Regions from separate parts of the Homo sapiens genome. Here region 2 is linked to region 1. Evidence: read pairs that join two places in POLR2A ChIA-PET (ENCODE). Cell type or tissue: Panc1. All regions are shown on one strand. Each heading gives the region's core, and the rest is flanking DNA. Links, peaks and the distances in the headings are about the cores only. Region 1 overlaps TTLL5 (tubulin tyrosine ligase like 5). Region 2 overlaps TGFB3 (transforming growth factor beta 3).

Evidence for each region. ChIA-PET counts read pairs that join two places held together with the same protein. Peaks named below come from ENCODE experiments on the same cell type or tissue, not always from the same donor. Only the 100,000 strongest peaks of a DNase experiment are listed, where the experiment ranks them.
Region 2: POLR2A ChIA-PET joins it to region 1 with 5 read pairs; 5 of 35 experiments call an interaction of 5 or more read pairs at or near these places.

The regions. Positions count from the first base shown.
Region 1 is chr14:75,866,987-75,875,395 of GRCh38, forward strand. The region is part of intron 29 of TTLL5 (tubulin tyrosine ligase like 5); the gene reads left to right. Among named protein-coding and RNA genes, the nearest start is that of TGFB3, 110 kb to the right of the region's middle. In Panc1, for the core only: no CTCF peak of the experiment used is centred there; a DNase peak (open chromatin) is centred at 1,106; H3K4me3 peaks cover 1,073 bases; H3K27ac peaks cover 4,328 bases.
Region 2 is chr14:75,961,002-75,969,256 of GRCh38, forward strand. It overlaps TGFB3 (transforming growth factor beta 3), which reads right to left. Exons shown (of 7, transcript NM_003239.5): 4 at 4,587-4,694; 5 at 2,315-2,486; 6 at 1-75. Among named protein-coding and RNA genes, the nearest start is that of TGFB3, 17 kb to the right of the region's middle. In Panc1, for the core only: no CTCF peak of the experiment used is centred there; no DNase peak of the experiment used is centred there.

The DNA.
Region 1 (8,409 bases), core at 226-8,225:
GAGCTTTTACACACTGATGGTAAAAACAGCAGTTTGAAAAACATTGTTTTAAGTCAGAGCAGAGGTCAGCAAACTTTTTCTGTAAATAGCCAGATAGTAAATATTTTAGGCTTTGCAGGCCATAGCATCTCTGTTGCAACTACTCAGCTCTGCCATGGTAGAGTGAAAACAGCCATAAACAATATGTAAATGAATGAGTGTGGCGGTCTTTCAACAAAACTTTATGTACAAAAACAGGCAATGGGCTGGATTTGGCCTATAGGTCCTAGTGTGCAGACCCATAGACTAGAGTAACAGAACCATTTGAAGGGCTTGTTAAAACAATTGTTCCTCCATCCCATTTCTGATTCATTAGGTTTGGAATAACCTAATGAATAGGCAGAATCCTCCCTTTTTGTTTTAATAATAATAGCCACCACTTAAGCACTTGCTGTGTTCCAAGCACTATTCAGGGTTCTCTATACACATTAACTCATTTAAAAATGAATTTCAGGGCCGGGCGTGGTGGCTTATGCCTGTAATCCCAGCACTTTGGGAGGCCAAGGCAGGTGGATCACAAGGTCAGGAGTTCGAGACCAGCCTGACCAATATGGTGAAACCCCGTCTCTACTAAAAATACAAAAATTAGCCGGGCGTGGTGGCGCATGCCTATAATCCCAGCTACTCAGGAGGCTGAGGTAGGAGAATCACTTGAACCCGGGAGGCGGAGGTTGCAGTGAGCCAAGATCATGCCCCTCCACTGCAGCCTGAGTGACAGATTGAGACTGTCTCCAAAAAAAAAAAAAAAGCAAAAAAAAAATTTCAGGATGGTTGTGGGAAGTACTGAATCTCAAGAGTTAGGAATGATCAAACAAATCTGTTATATATTGATACAGCCCAATGCATGTCTTCTAATTCTGTCTTTCTTCTCCTGCTGTCTTCCTGCCCCTGAAGGAGAAGGCAAAAGAAAACTTTTCTTTCAGCTGAGTCGGGGACTTTCTTGGGTAACAGTGACTACTGGTGACATCAGCATGAGTAGCTCTCCATGCTGGGGTCTGTGAGGAGGGCTGCACCGGCTGTGAGGCCTGACTGACCTGATTCTAATTGCAGACATTGAGCTGATGTTATTCTTGGCGCAGGACAGAGCGATTACTCAGTAGTTTCTGTTAAAGTGATCCTTTGTTAAACTTCTGCTCCCAACCCACTCCCTGCTTCCTTCCCTCCCACTCTCTTCTCTGCCTCATCCACAGTGAAAAAGAGCCCCAAAAGCAGAAAAATTAAGGACATATTGATGGCCAACACAGAATTGCCGAAGTTTCCTTTAACAATCATGGGAGAAAGGAGAGATTTTAAATACATCTTAATTCTTCACTGGTTCCGGTCTCTTTCGAAACCCCTTCAATTTTTAGTAGACTTAATTTTCAACATTAGTAAATAACTCAAGGTAGGAGAAAACTGTGCGTCCTAAATTTCTCTCATCCTTCTGCCCCATCTGTTCTTTACTTTTCCCTTCCCACCATGTCCAAGTTTACCAAACTAATCTGGATTCAATAATCCTAGCAGAAACTAATGTTCCTATAACAGGCAGGACTGGCAGCAGCTCATTGTTCACATCAAGAGGTCTTTCAGTTTGCTGGTAACATCTTGAGTGCAGTGTGTAACAAGCTTTTTGCTAATGCTGTGTGTGTATATACACAATCCCACAGGTGTGGAAAGGATTCCCATATAAACCGAACCATGTCTTGTTATTTTGCTCCTAAAAGTTCATTGCACGTGTCTAAAAAAATTCTGCCTCCTCCTGCAGGAATGAATTCTGTTTCGCCAAGCCTTCAGCTGCTGTGTGTTTGTGTTGTGGAGGAGGGGAGGGGAAAGAAAGAGAAATTCAGCAGGCACCCTGTCTTTTTCCAAGCAGCTGGCAATAACATGCTAGCTCCTCAGCGTGGCACAAAGAGCAGGCAAACAGTCTAGCCATGCAGGAGGTGTCTTGATACATCTTTATAATGGCGTATCAGAGAGGAAGGTTGGACTGGGGACATGAGAGGGGAGGAGTGTGTGTGTGTGTGTGTGTGTGTGTGTGTGTGTGTGTGTGTGTGTGTGTTTAAGTTCCAGAGCATATTGACTCCGGAACTTAATGTCATAACCTATTGCTTCGTTGTTTTTTTGTTTGGTTGGTTCTTTTGTTCTATTTTATTTTCCCACTTGACTTTTAGCAGGAACTCATACTTAGTGTCTAGCTTTTAGTTATTATTGATTTTCCTAGGACCACTTGATTTAGTAGATTTTGCCAAGCCAAACTTTTATTCTTATTTAATGAAAATACATAGAAAATACATGAAATAATACTGCATTCGGTTGTTTTGGAAATAGGCCACTCTAGACAGGCTTTGGAGTCAGATAACCCACAGCTTAAGTCTTGGCCCTGTCTAGTCCGTGACTTAAGACAGGTTATTCAAACTTTTAAAACCTCATTTTCCTTATCTCTAATTTGAAGATGATGATATATACCTGTGTATTATCATGATTGTAGTTCTCAGGATGTGATATTGATATTACCATATGTCAAGCACCAAAGTGGCCATTTTTTTGTATTATCTCAGTGGATCTTTACAGCTGCCCTCTTATTAGCCTCATTTCACAGATGAAAAAGCATAGTATCAGTTAGATAACTTTCTCTGTGTCACATAAGTAATAAATGGTAGAACTGGGATTTGAACCCAGGTCTGTCAGCCTGCAGCATCCAAGCTCATGGCTATTATGCTATATGCTGCCTCCTGCTGCTAATAAGGCATTCAATAAACAGCAACTGTAAGTACTATTACATAAATTCTAACTTGCAATGTATACATTCAACAAGTATTTTTTTTTTTTTTTTGCGATGGAGTCTCACTCTGTTGACCAGTCTGGAGTACAGTGGCGCAATCTCAGCTCACTGCAACGTCTGCCTCCCGGGTTCAAGCGATTCCCCTGCCTCAGCCTCCTGAGTAGCTGGGACTACAGGCGCACACCACCACGCCAGGCTAATTTTTGTATTTTTAGTAGAGATGGGGTTTTCACCATAGTGGTGAGGACGGTCTTGAACTCCTGACCTTGTGATCCACCCACCTTCGCCTCCAAAAGTGCTGGGATTACAGGCGTGAGCCACCATACCCAGCCAACAAGTACTTACTGACTCCGATGAAACTATGTTTGAAAAGTTATTATCAGGTCTCTTCACCAGTCTCCTACTATTCATAAGCACCATCTCAAAAGAAAAGTTTTCCTGCACTTAGGCCTAGACGTCATCCCAATTACCTCAATCTTTTTTTTTTTTTTTTCCTTTTTCTGGAGAACGGGGTCTCGCTATATTGCCCAGGCAGGTCTTGAACTCCTGGGCTCAAGCTATCCTCCCACCTCTTGCCTCCCTGAGAGCTGAGATTACAGGCGTGAGCCACCACGCCCGGCCTCTCCTCAATTCTTAATGAAAGAAATATCTTAATAAGGTGTTCTTGGGCGTAACAATCTTGGAAATGCCCATCCTTTACCCTCCCTTGTACTTTTATTAAGTAATGGGTTTAGCACCTAACAACACATGCAGTATCCTGACGTTTGTTCTAGAGGTTTGGATAGTAGGAGCACTTGTATGGGTTGTTACTAATTCCTGTGTTATTAATAATACAGGAATGATTTCTGTAATTATTATTTTGTCCTTTCAACACTGTTACTGGTAATGCTATTTTAATTTTATTTCTATGATAGGTGTTTTTCAGAAGACTCCCAGGAAACCTGACAGGTGTCTACAAATGTGACTACCACAGATGACATGTTTGCTTAATTCATATTATGCTTGCTTTGGTTTTTTTTTTTTTTTTGAGACGGAGTCTTGCTCTGTCGCCCAGCTGGAGTGCAGTGGCTCGATCTCGGCTCACTGCAAGCTCCGCCTCCCAGGTTCACACCATTCTCCTGCCTCAGCCTCCCAAGTAGCTGGGACTACAGGCGCCCGCCACCACGCCCAGCTAATTTTTTGTATTTTTAGTAGAGACAGGGTTTCACTGTGTTAGCCAGGATGGTCTTGATCTCCTGACCTTGTGATCTGCCCACCCTCGGCCTCCCAAAGTGCTGGGATTACAGGCGTGAGCCACCACGCCCGGCCTATGCTTGCTTTTTCAATATCATATAAGTCTGATCTTAGTGTATTATTACAATACAGACTTTCTTTCATTGTGTTAACTTATTACTGATAGTAGCATAAGTACCCTGGTTATCATCATGTTGCTTTCTAAGCTGCTCCTAGGGGAATATTCTTCTGGAATCTTAGAGGAAAATGAACACGCAGTAAATGCTTCCTGTGCACCAGATGTAGTCTTATCTCCATTCCACTGATGAGGAAATCAATGTTCAAAGAGTTTGGGTAACTTAGCCAAGATCACACAGCTGCCTGATTGTGGAGATAATATTTTTACCAGGTCAGAGGACTTCCAAAGCCCCTTTCCACTCTACCGTCCTCCCCCACGACAGAATTGACTCTTCGTTTTCTTTTTAGTTTACATACTTATCAGTCAGATAAGGCATTCCAGCATTATTGCTGCTGCACTGCTATATACTCTCGTATACACAAATCTTTAAAAAAAAAAAAAAAGGGTCAGTGTAACCAATTAAGATTCAGAACTCAGCTTGGTTGCTGCAGCTGTCTGGTGACCAGTTTTATTCTCTTCCCTCACTCCGTGGCCTGTGGTTTGTTTGTTTGTCTGTAGGTATATGAGGGACTCCCAGCAGTAACTTTGTGTGAGATGATGAAAGACTTCAATCCATCCATCTGAGATGGTGGCAGCCAGGGGAAAAATACTTAATGAATATGTGACAGTAAGGTCTGTATAAGATATGCACAGTAAACCAACCATGTGAGATCCTGGGCCAAACAAAACAAATTATACATTTGAAGACAGAGACAAGTTAGATGTTTATAACCTCAAAGTTGTAAAGGAAACTTAGAGATTGCCTTTGACTAATTATTTCATTTTAGTAATCAGGACACATAAGATACAGACACGTTAGGAGAACGGGGCCCTGATATACAAATAATTTCTTATAAGTACTAACAAATAAAAGTTAAAACACACAATTGAAAATGAAGCAGACCTATCTTTATTTAGCCAGTTGAGCTTTCTATCTGGGGTCATGGCTGATCCTTTGATGTTATCTGTATACATACTCACACTTTCACTTTAACAATAAGTAACAAACATTTGCTTACAGACAATAATTTTTTTTCAAACTTTCCTTTCCTTCTCAAGAAAGAGAATGATCTTGGAGCAAGGTGAATGAAATTTGTCTTTATATACATCTGGTGGAAACTGGACACATTTCTACGTTTGCTTTAGAAAAGAGATATGATTTAAATAAATTTGCTTTAGATATGTTTGCTTTAAAAGGGAATCAGCATAACATAAATAAGAAAGGCAGCATAGTATAGTGAGGTTCTTAAATCATACTCCATGGGTTTGAATCCCAGCTTACTACTCAGTACCTCTGCAATTATGAACAAATTTCCTAACATTTTTTGTGCCTTGGTTTCTTCTGTAAATGGTGATGATGAGGAGACACAGGTCATATGGTTGGGAGGGATAAATGAGATAACATAAAGCACTTAAAGCAATGCCTGACCCATGATAAAAGGTCAATAAAAGGCCGGGTGTGGTGGCTCACACCCATAATCCCAGCACTATGGGAGGCTGAGATGGATGAATCACCTGAGATTGGGAGTTCGAGACCAGCCTGACCACCGTGGAGAAACCCCATCTCTACTAAAAATACAAAAAATTAGCTGTGCGTGGTTGCGCATGCCTGTAATCCCAGCTACTCAGGAGGCTGAGGTAGGAGAATCACTTGAACCCAGGAGGCGGAGGTTGCAGTGAGCCAAGATCGTGGCCATTGCACTCCAGCCTGGGCAACAAGGGTGAAACTCCATCTCAAAAAAAAAAAAAAAGTCAAAAGTTAGTTGCTCTTATAATTGTGTATCACCTTTTTTTTATCATTTAGGTAGAAAACATGTAAATGTATCCTCTTAACAATTTTTATGTATACAGCACAGTATTGTTAACTATATGCATACTGTACCACAGATCTCCAGAACTTTTTTTTTTTTTTTTTGAGACGGAGTCTCGCTCTGTCCCCCAGGCTGGAGTGCAGTGGCTCAATCTCGGCTCATTGCAAGCTCCGCCTCCCGGGTTCACGCCATTCTCCTGCCTCAGCCTCCCAAGTAGCTGGGACTACAGGTGCCCACCACCACGCCCAGCTAATTTTTTTGTATTTTTAATAGAGACGGGGTTTCACCGTGTTAGCCAGGATGGTCTCGATCTTCTGACCTCGTGATCCGCCTGCCTTGGCCTCCCAAAGTGCTGGGATTACAGGTGTGAGCCACCACGCCCGGCCCTCCAGAACTTTTTTATATTGCATGACTGAAACCGTACTCATTGAACAACTCCCTGTTTTCCTCTTTCCCATCCAGCCTCTGACAATCACCATTCTACTTTCTGTGAGTTTCATTACCTCATGTTGAGTGAAATGATTTTGTCATTAGATTCTTTTACTTAGCATAATGTCTTCAAGATTCATCCACGTTGTAGCGTATGACAGGATTCCCTTCTTTTTTAAGGCTGAATAACATTTCATTGTGTGTGTATACACATATACATACCATGTTTTCTCTTTTTTTAGTTTTTTTTTTTTAGTTTTTTTGGGTACTACATACCACATTTTCTTTTTCCATTCATTCATTGATGGACATTTAGGTTCCTTTTACATCTTGGCTATTGTGAATAATACATCAATGAACACGGATGTACAAATATCTCTTATGTATAATTTTTAACCGTAAATATACATGGCATTATGATGTCAACTTGGGGGTTTTACTTAAACCTTCCGGGCCAGAAACAGAAATTGATTAAAATGATATTAAAGAAAGTGTCTTAGGAGAAGCCCAAGGCTCATTAAGTATTAATTAGCACATTTTTAAAACTAATAGTTACTTACTTGAACAATTAAATATGGTATGCAAATTAATTTGTTCATAATTATTAGAGCTATGAGAAGAATAAAAAGCATGATTAATACCATGATTAAATGGTTATTCTTTATTTATTTATTTATTTATTTATTTATTTTTGAGACAGAGTTTCACTCTATTGCCCAGGCTGGGGTGCAGTGGCTCGATCTGGGCTCACTGCAACCTCCACCTCCCAGGTTCACACCGTTCTCCTGCCTCAGCCTCCTGAGTAGCTGAGACTATAGGCATGCGTCACCATGCCCAGCTAATTTTTTGTATTATTTAGTAGAGGCGGGGTTTCAACATGTTAGCCAGGATGGTCTCGATTTCCTGACTTTGTGATCCACCCGCCTCGGCCTCCCAAAGTGCTGGGATTACAAGTGTGAGCCACCGCACCTGGCCTAAATGGTTATTCTTTAGAATAATATCTGTGTAGATTATTGACATGTTTGTCCAAAGGCATAAATATCTTACAAACATAAAAAGGACAAGAAACAGCATTAGCATCAATTGTGAGCTAGCTTTTCATCGGGTGCAAGCTGCTTTCTCAAAGTAATCAAAGGAATGATAAGTAAATTTAATCCTTTCAGACATACTGATGAAATACAAATTGGTACAACCTTTCCTGAGAGCAATTTGGGAATATATGTTAAAAAGTTTTGAAGCAGAAGAATAAAGAGATTTCTGATCTGGCTATTCTACTTTGAGGAAATTATTTTAAGGAAATGATCCAGCATATGTGAAAAGGTATAGATAACATGATGTTTATCACAACACTATTCTTAAAAAGCAAAGTAAACTGGTAACAACCTGAATGTGTGTGTGTATATATGCGTGTGTGTGTGTGCGTGCACATGTACATATGGTATTTCAAAATGGAACTATAAGATTTTGGGGGTGCTTTTCTGTTTGTGACACAGAGAAAAAAAAAGACACTGGGGGCCTTTTTTTTTTTTTTTTTTGAGACGGAGTCTCACTCTGTCACCCAGGCTGGAGTGCAGTGGCGTGATCTTGGCTCACTGAAAGCTCCGCCTCCCGGGTTCACACCATTCTCCTGCCTCATCCTCCCAAGTAACTGAGACTACAGGTGCCCACCACAACGCCTGGCTAATTTTTTGTATTTTTAGTAGAGATGGGGTTTCACCGTTTTAGCCAGGATGGTCTCGATCTCCTGACCTCCTGATCCGCCTGCCTCAGCCTCCCAAAGTGCTGGGATTACAGGCGTGAGCCACTGCGCGCGGCCTATATTTTTTAACTCAAAAATCTATTGTGGGCTGGGCGTAGTGGCTCACGCCTGTAATCCCAGCATTTTGGGAGGCTGAGGCAGACAGATCACGAGGTCAGGAGTTCGACACCATCCTGGCCAACACGGTGAAACCCCATCTCTACTAAAAAAAAAAAATACA
Region 2 (8,255 bases), core at 1-8,000, 94 kb after region 1:
TGGACCCACTTCCAGCCCAGATCCTGTCGGAAGTCAATGTAGAGGGGGCGCACACAGCAGTTCTCCTCCAAGTTGCTACAACAAAAAACATTTATAGAAAATCAACTTAAAACCACCAATAAAAGAAACTTCATGAATGCTCTCATATTCTCCCTTGGAGTCCTTTCATGCCATCATAGGTGGCTCTGATCAATGGAATCCCAGGTTCAAGGGCATGGGGCAGAAGAAACCAGAAAGGCACATTCATGTGTTAAAGACCAGGATCCCAAGGATGTAAGAAACAGAGATAAATGCTGCATGAGGAAGAGTAAAGAGGCAAAGGTGGCCCTGCACCCTTTTCTATCACAATACAAAGCAGTGCTATGAAGCGCTCCACATAAAACCAAGCACTGAATGTTATTAGCCAACTCAGCTTTGTTGAGGTTGGTTTTATTTTTACCCTCCTAATGTGCACCCAGACAGAAATCAATTCTAAGTTTATGCAGCTTGACTACTATAGTAGGTGACTGCTGAGACTCAATCCAAAGGCCATTTAGCCAAATAAGGCATATCCTTCTATTAGAACCGTGGTTCAACAGATCACCCAAATGTGATTATCAGGCCCCTTCAATTCTGTTGCCTACAGAGATCATTTGGCAATAATACCGCTTGCCAAGTGGACAGCTAGCCTCTGCTTTAATATCTGCTGAGACTTAGAACTTGCTACTTCCAAAGGCAGCTATTAGCCAAAATCTGGCTTCTTGTGGGTTCCAAGGGTGAACCATGGCAGACACCATTGGTTATCTATTCAATAACCATTCCTAACTCCCTTCTCCCTTGTGACATCCCATTACAGAGTCGAAAACACCAGATGCTCCTTTTCCTGTCCTCCCTTGAGAGTAGCGGTGGTCATGTGACCCAGTAATGACCCATCAGACAAGGAGAAGTATGCAGGGGGTAAGGGCAAGTTCTGGCAAAGATATTCGATTATTTATAAAAGTGACAGATGGAAGAAGAAAGCTTCTGGCTCTTCCCCTTCCCTCATTCCTTCTTGTCTTAAATGTGGACAAGGTGCCTGAAGCCCTAGCAATCACTTGTGACCATAAGGAAAAGGATGAAAAGCCAACATACTAAGCATGGCAGACTGGAAAGAGAGAAAGCCTGAGTCTTCGGTGGCATCATTAAGCAGCCAGCCCACCCTAACCCTGCTGCTACAGGCCTCTTGTGAACAAGAAATCACTATGATTAAAGTCACTGGCCAAGATCATTCGTTCCTAACTGATTCGTTCCTAACTGATAACTGATTCGTTCCTAACTGATTTGTTCCTAACTGATGGAATAAATAAATCTACATGCCAGCCTTTGTGGCAACTACCTTGCCTCTCCTATACCTTGCTGTTGAGCTGTTCCCCCAACTGAACATCCCTAGTTTCCCAAGCCCAACCATCCTCATAAGACATGGTTTCCAGATCTAAATATTTCCCAATTCGTTCTCCCCAGCTTCATTTCGGCATCCTCTGAGGCCAGATGGACTCACTCACTCATGCTCCTTCCTTTACCTGCAGTGCTTCCCCTCCTGGATCCCTTCATCCCCAAACCTCATCCTTGAAGCCTCTGCTCAAATTCCACACCCTTCTGAAGCCTTTCCTGTGTCCATAGGTGAACTCATTGCTCCCAGTTAAAGCACTTAATCCTTCGGACCCTCTCATGGGCGTGATCATCTTCTCCCTTTTAGTAGTTGGCATGCATACTTTATCCTCCCTTTATAAATGAGCAGTGAAACTGCTCCTGAGTAAGAGAAGCTGGGTCTTTTCTATCTCTCTATTGTGGCTACCCAGTAATTTCTGAATTCATTTGTTAATTTCTCTAGCTCCAACTTTCCGTTCAAATGGAGACCATTCTATTTGCCTCCATCCAGTAGCATCCTTGGACCCTTCATAGGGAACTAACTGAGCACTTCTTTAATGGAAACTCCTACATTAATCTCACACATACACTCTACAAGTGCTTAAAACATGGAAATCATGGAGAGGCTTTGACCAAGCCTCTCCAATCCAAACTATTTTAGCAACACTCCTCCTCACAGAGTTTTCCTCATTTACTTCAGCCAGCTCCTTCCAGAGTTAGCCTATGGAAAAACAGTGGGACTCCCAGGAAAACAGAAAGAGATTTCACAGAGAAAATCTCTGTGAGAGATTTTCAGTCTTCTTCCTGGAGATGTTTGTGAATAGCATCAGGGACCCTCTGTTGAGTGTGGCTTGGCTCTGGGGCCTGACCTAGCCATTGGGCAGTAGGCAGGCAGTAGATGTTGGTTCCCATGTGGGCCCAGTCTCACCGGAAGCAGTAATTGGTGTCCAAAGCCCGCTTCTTCCTCTGACCCCCCTGGCCCGGGTTGTCGAGCCGGTGTGGGGGAATCATCATGAGGATTAGATGAGGGTTGTGGTGATCCTTCTGCTTCTTGAGGCGCCCCAGATCTCCACGGCCATGGTCATCCTCATTGTCCACGCCTGAAGAAGGGAAGGAAAGTGACAATCTCCTGTCTGAAGAGAGCAGAGCCCTTGGAGGCTGCCTCCTCCACACGCCCCATCACTGCCCAGGAGGAGGGGCAGTGCAGTCTGCGAGGGAGGTGTGGGGGACAAGTGCAGCTTAATTCTGATGTCCAGGTGCAGAAAGGGGAAGAGCAGATGGAGAAGCCAGTATCAAAAGAACTCATTATTATTGTAAGGATGCCCACTGAAAGATGCCCCGTGTTCAGATCCCCATACCCTTGTATAGAAATCTTCCAAGGGGCAGAAAGCCCTTGCTGAGATTCCTAGGAATCTTCATGGACCTATGAAGCATCCCTGTTACTAAGTGGGTACCTAACACATATCTCCGGGTTGTCGGCTTGTTTATTTGTTTGTTTGTTTGTTTTGAGACAGAGTCTCGCTCTGTTGGCCAGGCTGGAGTGCAGTGGCCCCATCTTGGCTCACTGCAACCTCTGCCTCCGGGGTTCAAGAGATTCTCCTGCCTCAGCCTCCCAAGTAGCTGGGATTACAGGTGCATGCCACCATGCCCAGCTATTTTTGTATTTTTAGTAGAGACAGGGTTTCACCATGTTGGCCAGGCTGGTCTCGAACTCCTGACCTCAAGTGATCCGCCCACCTCGGCCTCCCAGAGTGCTAAGATTACAGGTGTGAGCCACTGCACCCAGCCCTGGATTGTCACTTTAGATTCTAGACTTAGAATCTTGGGGTGTGAGTTTCCTCTTAAAATGTGAATGGACCAAGATAACGCAGAAGTCCTACCAAAAATTTAAGGTGTCACAACTTAAGATAGCCTGAATGGGAGCCAAAGAAACAAGACTGTATAATTGTTAACATTCACATTGCACTTAGAGTCTTTGAAGTGTTTTCACTATAAAATTCAGATGAGATAATGAAGCATATGATAAATAGCAAATAAGCTCTGGAAAGAAAATCTAAATTCATCAACCCGTTTCATCTGAAAAAAAAGGAAAAGACTGGAGACTGACTTAGAAAGAGTCTCAACTAAATGGAGATCGATTTTGCGAAGGACAGCTGCCAACTGTTGTCCATCCTCACTGAGGACAGGAACATGAGGAATTAATTTACATAGCTACAGGAGTGGCTCGGGTCTCAGGAAGGGGCACCAGATCTGTAAGATAAATGAGAGACCTGGATCACAAATCCCTTTTTCTGAAAATCTTTATGAACAAGATAAGTATTCACTGAAATGGGAAGGTTTCATCCTAAGCTGGCCTGTAGGTAAGGACTCCAAAGGTCCTCTGGGCTCTAAGGTTCTGTGGTTACAGTGTCAAATCTTTGGCTTTAAGAAAAGGCTGTAAAATAGAGCCCATGTGGGGTAAGATCACTGTCCAGCGCTGAGCCAAAAGAGGCCTGCACCTTTTCCCAGACAAGCCTCTGACCTCAGGCGTTCCGCAGTTACCCAAAATGGGAATATGAAAGGAAAAGAGAACTTCCCTGAACTCCAGAGATCATCAAGGCTGAGTTCCTTGCAAACATAATGGAAAACCAGAAATGACTCTCAACGACTTCGCCATCTCTACCCAAACACCCCGGGGACAAACACCCTGAGGCTCGAAGCAATCATCCAAACCCAGAGGACCCCTGGGCAAGGTCAGGTAGGCCCTGCACATCTGGAAAGCTCAGTTGTCTGGGCACTCATGTTCAGGACAGCCAAACTTAATTTCTTTTAGGGAGGAGGAAGACAAGTCCTATCTGTTGAGCATTTCTGGCACTGTGTTCCTTATTCATTATCTCATTTAATTGCCTGACAACACTGTGAAAGAGGAACTCTCATCCCATTTCACTAGGACCAGAGGCTAGATGGCTTGCCTACACAGTTTCACCACTTACCAGTACGTGTTGTCTTCCAGAGGCTAATGCATTCTCTAAGCTATAAACTGAAAGTTACACTCATTGCTTTTGGGGCAAAGCAGAATTACTCAAGTACAAAATAGTCGGCTATCTCTCTGAAGGAGCTTGGTTTCTTTTCTTGAGGTCTGGTAAGGGTCTCCTGCACTATCCTGTCCCATTAACTTCCCCCCCACTCACCCATCCTACCATACACATTCATTTTGTTACCTTTGAATTTGATTTCCATCACCTCGTGAATGTTTTCCAGGATATCTCCATTGGGCTGAAAGGTGTGACATGGACAGTGAATGCTGATTTCTAGACCTAAGTTGGACTCTGCAAAATAAGACAGAATTAGTGAGAAAAGCACCTCTGTGTGATGGGGAAGTGTGCCCACCACCCATGCAAGGGTGAGCCAGGGCCTCTGCTCCTATAGGGACTCATAGGAACTGAGTTCTATTGAGGGTCACAGGAGACAGAAAGTGCCTCCAGAGCTCAGAGTGGACCTTCAAGCGCACGTTGCCACATTCCAGGTATTCCTGTTGTATTATGAATCACCAAATGGGGGCATACACTAGTGGCCATCATGAAACAGAAGTGGAATAATCATTCCCTTTGAAAGGATGGTATTAAGAGAAAATTGTCACCTACCTACTTGGAGGCAAAAGTACACAGATACAGTAAGGAAAGCAAAAACTCATGCCATCTACATGGTTTTTGGGAGAGGGGATCGTTGAGCCAATCTACTGCAGAAGGATCAGGGCAAGAGGCAGAGGGACTGGAAGAGACTACGGACAGGGAGTAACTAAAGAGTCTCCGAGCACAGAGACTGTGATTCAAAAGGCCACAAATTCAAAAAGCCACAGGATGTAATGCTGGCAAAAAGATTCAAGTCAGGAACCAATGCTAGAGGCAAGGTCACTTGCAAACAGGAAGCAGAATCCGTCTCAGTGGAAGATGCAAGCATTTCTACCAGGGCCATGACTGTGGGCCTAGACAAAGTGGCAGATTCTAGAAGAGATAAGATGAAGATCACGGTTACACTGGGCCATATTTTTCCTAAGGAACAAGGACACAACGAGGTAAAAATTACTTGGACATTTCTTCTTTGGGAATCCTTGTTCACCATGATGGGAAGTTGGAATGTGGATTGCTCACCAAGATGAACAGCTTGGGAAGACAGTTGTGAACTTAGAAAACAGCACAGAGGAGATGATAGAGAACTATGGCTGAGGGTCCAGATGACTTGAGCACGGAGACAGTGAGCATGATGAAGCCTGGAGGTGCCAGGGTTTGGTGCCTGACATTCTGGTGCGTGAAGGGCAACTCCAGCCCATTCGCCTAGTAGTTGTGGGATCACATGTTTTGGCAACCAAAATCAAGGAAGCAGGAACTCAGTAAATGAGGTTGAGTGAAGTGAAGGAAAAAGAAAGAAAATGAAAAGTCTGCACTGAGACAAGTAGTTTTACACAGAAAACCAGGTAGGATCTGGTATCATGTCAATTCTGGTGGGTAAGACTTAATTTGGGAAGCTCTGTTGATCCTGGGATAGCAGCCAGTTGTGGCCAGGTGTAGGAGAGGTCATGGGGGATGGACCTCTCTGGATTCAGGGTCAGCCTCTCGATGAGTTGATTGATTTGCTGCTCCCTGAGGCCACACACCATGTGTGTGAGCATCTGGCCTTGGAGACAACCTGGAGTCTTCCTGAAATTGTGCCATCAGGGCAAACCCCAAAAAGTCCAACCTGGCCCAGCAACCTTCTCATAGACAGAAGGATACAAGCCTACAAGACTGGAGATTCCCATCAACATTAGGTTGGCTTGGACATCCCAGTCCTACTGGTTAAAACCCAGCTCCTTTCTTCCATAAACTCCAGAGCCTAACCAGATCTGCTCTACCCTAAGTCAGGGCAACCTCTGAGGCACACTGCGCCTGCTGAGCTTGAAGATCTCTGTTCCAGCAGGTTCGCTCAGTGAGGGAAGGCAGACCAATAAAACAAGGCAGCTGAGACCCAGCTGGAGGAGAAGTGAATGGAGAGGGAGGTATGAGGATTGCCCTCTCCCTGGGTTAAGGCAGCTGGAAGGAGGAGCCAAAGTAGCTGAAATGGGCTACCTAACAACACAGTGTACCTCCTGGTCAAGCTGGTTCAAGGCAGGCTGGAAGAGACCTGGAGTGAGTGAGTTCCATGATTCTGTGAGTTAGAAAGTCAAGGTGCAGACAGCTGTGTTGGGGAGAGTGAGGGTCCAGGATGTAAGCACAAGAGGGTGGCCTGGCTTGGCCAACAGGCTGTATCCAGATAGAGGACTTAGAGATGATGACAACAATCACTAACTTATTCTATCTCTATAATAATCCCATAGAGCAAGAACTATTATCCCCCATTGTACAGATAAGAACACTGAGGCTTAGGGAGATTAAACAGCTTGCCCAAGATATCCAACCAGTGGATAGTAGTGCCAGGATTCAAGCACTGACAGCTTGATGCCAGATCCCAAACTCTTGTTAGAGACAAGGAGGGGTAAAGAGGGGGCAACAGAGACCACCAAGGAAGATGCCCACACATTCACCAACATGCAAGATGGTTGTTTCCCAGTGTCCCACCTTTCCTGAGCCATGATGCTGAGAGGCTCCCTCCCCAGCCTACTAGGGGAGGCCTGGCCCTGCCTAGCTAGGTGCTGCAGACTATATGAGCAATAGCACAAGGGTATGAGACCTGGGTCCCCAGCGGCCCTTGTGGACTCCAACCCACTCTGCGACCCAGAATGCAGCCTGGGTACCTGGTGCACAAGGGCTCTCAGATGTTTGCTGAATGAATCCAAGACCACATGTGTGACTCAGTTTTCTCATCAATCTACACCGCCAACTGCTCCAATTTGGAGTCCTTTGTTGCCTGGTTTGAAGCCATGAACTCTGAAGAGACTCATGGGCTCTCTGTAAGTACAAACCTGTGTGATGATTCCCCTGTGGGAAAGGTGGGCAGTATCTGCCTAAGTGTGAACTGAAGGTTCCAATGAAGAACTAACCTCAGAATTGGCAGCTGTGGGGGTGGTGGGTGGGGGACCCATAGGTTTTATTACGAAATTATCTTTTTGATGTCTCAGGAGGATGGAAATCATTCTCAATGCAAACTTCTCATTGAGTTCTGCAGCTGTGAAAATAAGAACTCCTTCAAGTGCCCAGGGCTTCAAAGAAATCCAGGTGGAGCTGATCAAAATCAGACAGGGAAGTTAAGAGATTAATTTCCCCAGCCCCTCCTTTCTGTAGCCGTCTGAGTCAGAATTCCCAACAGAGCTGCTGTCGGCAGATCCACGTGGGTTCTCCTAGGCTCTTGCCTTCATGCTCAGTAGGAGGGACAGGATGAAATTCCTGGGTACCCTTGGGACTGGGGCAGGATCTTCAGCCCACCATCTGCCAACTCAGCCACTGGATAATTCCCCTTGGATGGGGAATTTTCTCATTTATGTGACTTGCCTGGGCTCCGTGGCATCAAGCAATGCAAACTCGATGGCTACCGAGCCCAGGCAGGTCACGTAAGTGAGAAAATCGAGCCAGCACATGATGCTAAACAGGAACTGCCAGCCTCACTCTTGGGGAACAATAGGGAATGGTGGGGGCTGCGGGGACTGAGGATGCATACCCCATCTCAAGGGGTGGCCGGTACTCATCTCTGACGGATGGTTATCAGGAAATCTTTCGATTTTTCAAAAACAGCAAGAAGTCCAGGTTTTATGTGAAATCTCCTGACTTAAAACACCCAAAACTGTTGATGACTAGTCAAATCGAAAACAATGTGCAGGCCAAATAGTTTGTAAGCTCTGCCTTTGAGCTTTAACTCTTAGTTGCCTAAAACACCAAGGACTTAGAAGGATCCACCTGCCTCAGGGACTCTGGGCATCA